2 separate regions of the Homo sapiens genome follow, and region 2 is linked to region 1. The links are chromatin loops, found by intact Hi-C in ENCODE. Cell type or tissue: heart right ventricle. All regions are shown on one strand. Each heading gives the region's core, and the rest is flanking DNA. Links, peaks and the distances in the headings are about the cores only.

Region 1 (4,392 bases), core at 106-4,105:
CCTCTTATTTGTATTATTAAAATATTCTGTTGGTATTCAAGAAACTGGATGGTCAATCACATATTTTAATGTTCGAAATAATACAAAGGGCTGGTAGATCTCTGTCCTACTGTCTTGGTCACAGCAGGAAAGTATATGTTTTATGAGCAGCATCTTTCAATTACCCTAAAATTTGAAAGATGATTTGCATTGGTTGAAAAAGTCAATTAAAGCTCAAAGCTGGAAACAAGATTAAAGAACCGTTTTCTAACGTTACTCTTTTTGGTTGTTTCACTGATGACTTAGCGCTCATTTCCATTTTATAAGATATACAAACTGACTCACAGTACAGAGTTGCTTCATAGTCACAGAAAAATTTCTTGACTATGGATTTTTAAAAAACAGCATCAGCAGCTAACTAATCTTGAGTGAGAATGCATTTTGCACACAAATATACTTACTTTTTCACCAGGCTGTATGAATTATGATGCTGGATGTTTCTGGAGATTTCCCTTTCTTCTGAGGCAAGGGATTTTTCCAACTAATCTCTTTGACAGGTTTCTGAACTCGAAATATTGTTGCAGGGAATATAGAAAAAAAATGACTTGATGGAGACAGGTTCTCCTTTCATGTGTGCTGATGGGTTACTGTCTCTGCCATCCTATTTATAGCCTCTGGGTTTGGCAGGGGACCAACTGCAAAGAAAACACACGATCCTTCCTTAATCATGTTTATGTATCTGAGATAGAAAGTAATCACTGCCTTCTCTTTTCTGCACAAAAATATCTGGCAGATGGTGGTTTGAGATTTTCAGGCTTTGGGATTTCTTTTTAAATCAGTCATTCCAGCCTATCTTTCTCCCCAACTTTGGTTTTCTCTTCACTGACACCACAGATTTGATCTTCAATTGGAAAGAAACCATTTAATCTATTAGTTCATCTTTTGGAAACATCTTTTTTAGGTGACAGTAACATATGAGACTGGAACTCTGTTTTATGTTACTTCCTGCCTTATTTTTCTCACTAGTTTGCAGCATATATCCGGGCGGCCGTCCGAAAAGAAAAGGGGCTCCCCATCCTTGTGGAGCTTCTGAGAATGGATAACGATAGAGTTGTTTCTTCCGTGGCAACAGCCTTGAGGAATATGGCACTAGATGTTCGCAACAAGGAGCTCATAGGTATGTTCTGGTGACAAGATGAGCTGTAAATGTGAGAGCAGCTACAAAATTCATGAAACTCTTCTTTTGATTAATAAATATATGGCTTGTAAAATCATTAACAGCTGAGCCCTAGTCTCCAGTTTCTTGGCATATTTGAGTACTCCTGTTTTGTGACCATTCTTTTTCAGCAGGAGGCAAGCTCATTAATTAGTCATTGATTAGGGAAGGTAAATTTTCAGAAAGGCCAGCAATTTTAGTTGTACCTTACAACACTAGTAGGGTTAATGTCTCTCATTTCTAAGAGAGTTCTCTATATCCTGAGCAACAAAAAATCTTAATCTCCCTTTCCAATTTTTGGACTGCTACCTGCTAATTCACCAACACTACCATACTCTAAATAAAAAATCACATGAATGTTTTGTAGCTTTCCCCTCTCACATTGGTATAAATCTTTATCCCAGAGAAGAACCACTGTCCCAACATCATTTCCACCCTGGGCAGGGGCAGGACTAGGGTGAGCTAAGCAAGGCGCCAAAGGCACAACATTTTAGGAGGCCTTTACTCTCAGGTTTGTACAAGGTAGGGTTGGCACATGCACAAACCAAACAGTGAGGACCTCTGTACGCTCCGCACCCCAGGCAGCTTGCTTGCCTCTGCGGCATTGCCACATCCTAGGCAGGATGCGGGCTAAAGAAGACATCAGGGACCCCCATAAACCTGAGCTTCGTTCCCAGGATGTGCTGCTCACTGGCCATGCAACCTGGGGTATCCTATATAACCCCGTTCAGGCTCCGTAATTCTATCTAGATTGGAAATGAAAGGCAACTCCTCATCTCTGAAGGGGAGCTGTTGATGCCTGCTGTCCTAACTGGGTTTGCTGTAAAGAGGAAATGAGAGAGCTCCATGCCAAGTCCCACAGCTGGTGACAGGTCAGGGGAGAAGGAGGGGAAATGGGACAAGATCTTATGTGGATTCATGTGAATCTATAGTAAACTTAAAATACACCTGCCATGAGAGAAGGAGAGAGAAACAAGGGCGATGATGTTTACCATAAAGAATTGCTGTAAGGATTAAACGTGATGACTTACAATGGAAGCCCTTCACACAGTGCCTGACAGAATTGCTATTTTGAATTGTTGCCCAGATTAACCTGCTCTTAACACACCATTCCTTTAAGCCAAATCATCCCCCTACGGAGAGGAAAGGAAGTTCCTCCTCACCCTGTTCATGGTCCAGCTCATGCCTGATTCTTGTAGATGTGCCATATCTCTCAGTTCCCACACTTCCTTTACAGAAATCCTTCAGGTCCCTAAAGAGAGATATTCTTTAAAGTTATTTTTCTTACGTCTGTATTGTTTGGATTTCTTATAAGAAGCATGTATAATTTGGGCATTTTTAATGCTAAAAAATAAATGGTTGACACGTATATCCTGTGGCCTGTCATATTTCACAACGCAAAGACACAGGTAGACAGGAGTCCTTGAGCTGGTACTGTGAAGTGCTAAGACCTTTGGCAAGAGGAATGTGTGTTCCAAGTCTTGGCTTCCTCTCAGTGCATTTCTGTGTTTTCTGTGAATAACCCTTTTTAACTTCCACTGGCCTTCTGCCTCTCCAGTGATGAGCTTTTTTTTTTTTTTTTTAACCTGGCTGGAGCACTCTTGAACTGTTCCATCAGTCTGTTTTTTTGTTTCCCTATTCCCGTCTTCCTGTGAGATCTGCCTCACTCTTGGATTCAGTATTTGGCTCTAATTTACCCAGTACTTCAGTTCCTAGGAACCTTCCCCTTCTCTGACCTCTTCCCTCTTTTTTCACATTCATCATCAGCACTAGCAAAGGACTTTCTTTTCAGAGCCATTTTTCACAAAGAAGCAAAGTTTTATCACTTCATAAAAGTTACTACATACTCAACTGAGTGGGACCCACCCTGCTGTCTGGAGCTGCAAGTTCTGAGGGGACCGCCAGGCTCACTCATTCATAGGCAGAGTGAGCTGCCTCGGCCTAACCCCCAGGAGTGCAATTTAAAGTTATGCCTTAGCAAAATGACAAATTACATGTCATGGGCCTTTTGGTCATTCATGAGTATTCAAAATCACCAGAGCTAACTTATCATCTGCTCTGAAAACCACATTTATCTTGTGGCCTTACAGTGTCAGCACTGTTTTTCCACTCTTCATAGCAGTGTTTGTCGTGAGCAAGCCAGAGCCTTCCCTCTGACGTGCTGTACATCACACAGCATGTAGCTGAGACCTGTCTTCTTCTGCTTACCACTGTAAATAAACAGGCCTTTATAAAAAGCGATTGCACATCCACTCAATTATTAGCATAGGGGAGAACTAAGAAGATGTTTACTTGCACTTTAGTTCATTTCTTTTGTTTGTAGTGCACTTACAGTTTGTCAGTTGGTAATCGAAGTTGAAAAAGCTAGAGGTAATCTCTTTTTGGAGAGGAATAAGAAAAATTCAGTATCTATAAAGAAATACCTCAATAACTGTGAAACTCCCCTTGCCTTGTCTTAGCAAGAATTTCATTATTATTGCATTATTCCTGGGAGATAACATACCTATAATTTTAATACCAGAACTTTTACTTGTGTCATCTTTTAAAGAAACTAACATGTTGCCACCGTTGTCAGATGAGTTGCTGTACACCTCAGCTCTATACACAAAAATGTGTAACTGTACCCAGTTCATACATTAAGATCCAGAAAGATCTAACGAAAAGTATTGTTTGGCAGCCTGACTTGGTCCAGATTCAAAGGTAAGTTTTAAAAAGCTCTAAGAGGAAATTGAGGTATTTGTGATGCATAGGAATTCCATTGAGAATAAAATTTACTATTATAATTCCTTCATTACTCAATGTTACTGAAAATACTCGAACGAAAGTAACTTGATTTGTCTACCCAATTTTACGCATTGATTTACATTTGCTTTCAGCAATTGACAGTAATGTTTTATAAATGAATCATTTCTGCAAGTGACGTTGCAATAAATGTTAGCTTTCCCCTTATAATGACATTTGTCCTTTTCTTCTTTGCCATGGGTTTTGATTTTTTCCCCTATTATTGTCTCTTTGGGGGTTTTATTTTTAAGAGATTGCATGCCACCAGAATCTGAACAACAATAACAAAAACCTAGTACCTTCTGGAAGTAGAATTTACTCTTTTGCCGTTGGCAGGCAAATACGCCATGCGAGACCTGGTCAACCGGCTCCCCGGCGGCAATGGCCCCAGTGTCTTGTCTGATGAGACCATGGCA
Region 2 (4,392 bases), core at 260-4,259, 49 kb after region 1:
GTCTCCACTGACGCCATTGTGGAAGTGGCCTCATTATTGCTGGGCAATTGTAGAAGTCCTGACTCTCCACTAGGTCTCCTCTAACACCACCCCAGCCGAGGATGGAGGTGCATGTCATACTCTCAGGTGGGGAGGGAAGTCCAAGCTCCCTTTGTGGTTTCCACAGACATGGTGGGGAGAGGTGTGCATCATGACTGGCCAGCAGGGACAAAAGTTGGCTCTCTGCTTGGCCTTCTCTAATCCCACTCTTTGGGGGCGTTAGGGCTCCGCATCATGGCGTAATGAGGACAGACATCTGGGCTCCCCACTTGGCTTTCACTTATGAGGGTGGAAGTGGGCCAAAGTTTTTCCATGGTGTCTGGCTGCAGTAGAGCTGTCATTGTCTGGAAGGGTTCTGTCTTGCTAGGCTGCCCCTTTCCTGGTACTTTGGCTAGAGAGAGCTAGCTTTTATGGGCACTTTTTTGCCTGTGCTTGTTGCTGTTTCCAGGTTTCTGGCTTCTTCAATTGCAAGTCTGGGACGTATGAGGCAAAAAGAAAACCCAGAGAACTCATCACTGTGTCATTCCTTGGGTCCCAAGGTCCTAACCACCTGCCTTCTTCCCTCTACCTTTCAGAGTCTTTATGTGTTTGTTTTATATATAATATTAATGGCTTTAAGTTGTAGGAAGAATAGGGGAAAGTATGTTTATTCCATCTTCCCAAAAGTACAAGTCCAAGAGAATGGTTTTTAGCAGTGGATTTTTTTTTCTAATGAGGCTCATTTCAAGAACAGCATGATGTTGTTTAGTCAAAATCAATAAAGACTATAGATATTTTGTATAGCCAAAGGCATAAGAATGAACATCAGCACTTACCACCCTGTTCTGAGACACACGAATAGTTGTTCCATGAGAAAAATACTTCTCCGTGATCAAAAACATCTGGGAAAGGTTGCATTTTATGCCCCCTCACTTCGGAATTCTTGATGAAGTTAGCATATTAAATACTCTGAGAAGATCTGAATGTAGTGAATTTTTTCAATCCAGTGTTTCCCAAATTCAGCTAAGCAGGAAACATGCTTTCCCAGCGTACTTACAATATCCTATACTATACTCCTGTCCACTTTGGAAATAGTGTCCACTGAGCCATATAATCTGGGGAGTTATCTCAGGACCCACCCTTCACAAGGGAGGGGACTGGCATCTTACTGGGTGTGCTGTGCCCCCAGGTCCACAAAATGATCAAAGGTCATTCTGTCTTGACAAAACATGCAGAGGAGAGTGGTGGGGAGAACATAGTAATCCTTTTCATTTTCCAACTCCAATAACCTCTGTGCCTTTATTGTTTTCTTTAAGTCTACACCAACCTCTACCAGGTAAGAGGGAAAAGTATTACTATCTCCATGTTGCAGGTGACAGAGGCTCAGAGAAATAAAAGTATATTTGTTGAAGAGCCAGATCTAGAACTGCAGGCTTTGGGCTACAGGGCCCTCCATAATTATTGAGCCCCTGTGATTCTAGCCTGGAGCCCGACCCTGCCAGAAGCAGGTGCAGTCTGACCTCCTGTGCCTGCCCTCCAGGACCCTGGGCCCTGAATCCTAGCTTGGCCTCCCTAGCAAAAAATAATAATAATAATAAATAACCCCAAGGGGCTTCCAGAACATGGCTCCCTGCTCACTGTCCCATACAGGGCTCTTCCAGGATGGCCTTCTTGCTTTCCAGAAACCTTTGTTCCATGGAAAACAAGTGCTGTTTTCCAGAACAAAGCCTCCAGGGAAGTGAGGGGAAGCTAGAATCCTAAATACAGGATGAGGCTCAGAATTGCTCCCTGGCCCTCACTTCCTCTGCAGCCATCACAGCCCACTGTGTGACTTGAGAGAGGAAGTGGCTGGGACTTCAGAAAGTGGATTTACTGGGAAGAAATGATTCCAGTAAACATAACCTCCAAGCGGCATGCCCCCGCCTCCCCCTCAGAACTACACAATAGTGACTTGTCTGCCGTGTCGCCTTCAGGGAATGGGGAAAAGGAAATGACCACTCTTATTTTGAGGAAGGTTCAGCATGAGGGCAAGGTCATTGAATAAAATGAGCCAAGGGATGATGCTGTAAAAACAAAACATTCATCCCAGAAAAGAGCTCCTGTCTGAAGGATTACATTTCTCTGCCTCCATGGTTATAGCACAGCCTCCCTTTTCTCCGCAAATGGCCACAGAGGAGGGCAATTCTTTGGAAAGGGAAGAACTGAGAGAACAAGGGATTTTATGGTTGACATCACTGGTCTGACTGGCCTTGCCAGAAAATGGAATTTATTTTGGCCCTGCAATTAGTTCTTCCTTCCCACTTAACAATTCTTCTTGCTGCTAAAGACATTAACTGAAGCATTAAATTCTTAAAATATTTCCCCCACTAGCCAAGCCTGGCTGCTGCAATGGCAATAGGAGTCTTTTGCTTTAAGTCATTGAAGGCCACTGTTAAAATCTAGCTACAACCTGCAGGAGGGAAAATAGCATCCATTGTTCACTCTTTAGCTGGGATTAGTTTTTCCAGCTTGACCAGATAGGCTTAAAGAATCCGACATAAGACTGATTCCTGGACATAAGACTGATTTGACTGGGAGAGAGGTCAGGAGAACATGGAGCATGTCCGAAACAGCTGGCCCAAGAGGGGTCCCCAAAAGTTACTGTGATCAGGCTGGGGCCAGCACGAGAGCCCCGGGCACTTGGGCAAGCCCAGGAGACACAGTGAGAGGGAAGGAGGGGTGTGAAAGGCAGGTGAAGGAGCGCCAGCCTCAGACCATAGTTCCACCCCCACCGCGCGCTAGCACCGCCACTGTCCTCTAGGCAGCTCTGAGAGGAAGGAACAAGGAGAGTCCAGAGAGCCAGGTTCTGTCATTACCACCTAGCTATAGAGCCTGGGGCAATCGCTTCACCTTCAAGACCACTTCCTCCTTGGGCTAGATCTGCTCCAAGGCCACTTTCAGCTCTAACATGCCATGTTTAAAAAATATATATTTTAAGGTATTTTTTTCTTCCTTCCACCACCCCAGATTTGCATATTTATCACATGATCACCTCAATCAATGACAGAAGTGCATGAAGTAAAAAGTGAAACACCCGCCCAGCCCCGCAGCCTCACCTCACCCAGGTTGTTGACCCCAGGGCTTCATTTCCAGACAACTGGAGCGGAGGGGAGTGTTTAAGATCCCGGGCTCCAGACGCAAAAGGCCCAGTTCAAACCCATGCTGTGCTCCTTCCCACTGTGAGGCCTTAGACACAGCTCTCCCTGCCTGCCTGCTTCCTCATCTGTAAAACTAGGACAATAATAGTGGCTGTGTTTCTGTGAATTAACACACAGAACCACAACAATGCCCGGACACCATGTTCCCTACATGCTAGCTGTTTGTATTGCATCTGACTTTCACTCACAGTAAGGGAGCGATAACTATAACAGAGGTGAGTGCTACCTTTAAGGAGCTCACAGTTGAAAGTCACCCCCGCAAATGTCAAGACCCACTTTTTGTCTGTTCCATGCCCCTCTATGTGGAAGGAGGGAAGGAGATGTCGGTTAGAGTGGAGCGTAGCTCCCGGGACTGACCCATCACACAGGTCGCAGCATCATGTGGAATCACTTCAGCCAGACGAGCCATCAGAAGGAAGCTAGATAACCCATTTAAAAACAAACATCTTAAAAGGGCATTGCAGATAAAACAATAGAGGAAAAAAACTGAATTTCCTATTAATTATGATGTGTTTTTTAAAAAATACAATCCATGCGGAAATTCCCAATCAGGCATTGTCTGGTGTTGAATACTCTGCAGTAGAGAAATGCTGCTTGTCATGGGGAACACAAAATTCCTCCTGTCCTTATGCACCCTAGTTCCTGAGGATTATGTCCTGTCTTTTTCAGCCTGCACCCTAAAAATAGCTGGTGCTATTTCCAGGTTCCCCAGCAGAGTCTCCATCCAAATGTATCCTATCAGCTTCTCCAGCTCAAGATCACAACAGCTCACCCCTGGATTGATTTGGGAGCCCATGACCTCAGGCTTCCAGTCTCCCCCACTGGCCAGGTCCCAGTGAAGCTTTTGCCCCTACCCCCTGAGTGCCAGCTTCCCCTTCCTCTGACTCCTTAATGCTTTATGCCTGTTACAGAGGGGCATCAGGGGCTGGCAGAAACCAGGGGCTGATTGGAATCAGGTCCTGCCCTAACCTCCATGGTTCTCAGTATTCTTGCCTATAAAATGTGCCAATAATAGCGTCTGCTTCATAGCCTTACAGCAAAGACTAAGTGGGATGATAATGTAGATAAAATGCCTGTCATCATGTCCAGCACATAGATAATGTTCAAGAAAAATTGTCCCCATTGTCACTTCCCATTAGAATGGCATGTTTGTTGGGGCTGTCTGCCTCCACAGACT

Evidence for each region. Hi-C counts contacts between places; a loop is a spot of excess contacts. Peaks named below come from ENCODE experiments on the same cell type or tissue, not always from the same donor. Only the 100,000 strongest peaks of a DNase experiment are listed, where the experiment ranks them.
Region 2: a loop joins it to region 1, with 2.5 times the contacts of the local background. A loop is called at or near these places in 12 of 110 quality-filtered maps.

The regions. Positions count from the first base shown.
Region 1 is chr2:158,665,408-158,669,799 of GRCh38, forward strand. It overlaps PKP4 (plakophilin 4), which reads left to right. Exons shown (of 22, transcript NM_003628.6): 16 at 1,006-1,156; 17 at 4,313-4,392. PKP4-AS1 (PKP4 antisense RNA 1) reads right to left here. Exons shown (of 4, transcript NR_135242.1): 3 at 441-674. Among named protein-coding and RNA genes, the nearest start is that of PKP4-AS1, 67 kb to the right of the region's middle. In heart right ventricle, for the core only: no CTCF peak of the experiment used is centred there; no DNase peak of the experiment used is centred there; H3K27ac peaks cover 3,802 bases.
Region 2 is chr2:158,714,372-158,718,763 of GRCh38, forward strand. All of the region lies in intron 1 of PKP4-AS1 (PKP4 antisense RNA 1), which reads right to left. Among named protein-coding and RNA genes, the nearest start is that of PKP4-AS1, 18 kb to the right of the region's middle. In heart right ventricle, for the core only: no CTCF peak of the experiment used is centred there; a DNase peak (open chromatin) is centred at 1,892; H3K27ac peaks cover 4,000 bases.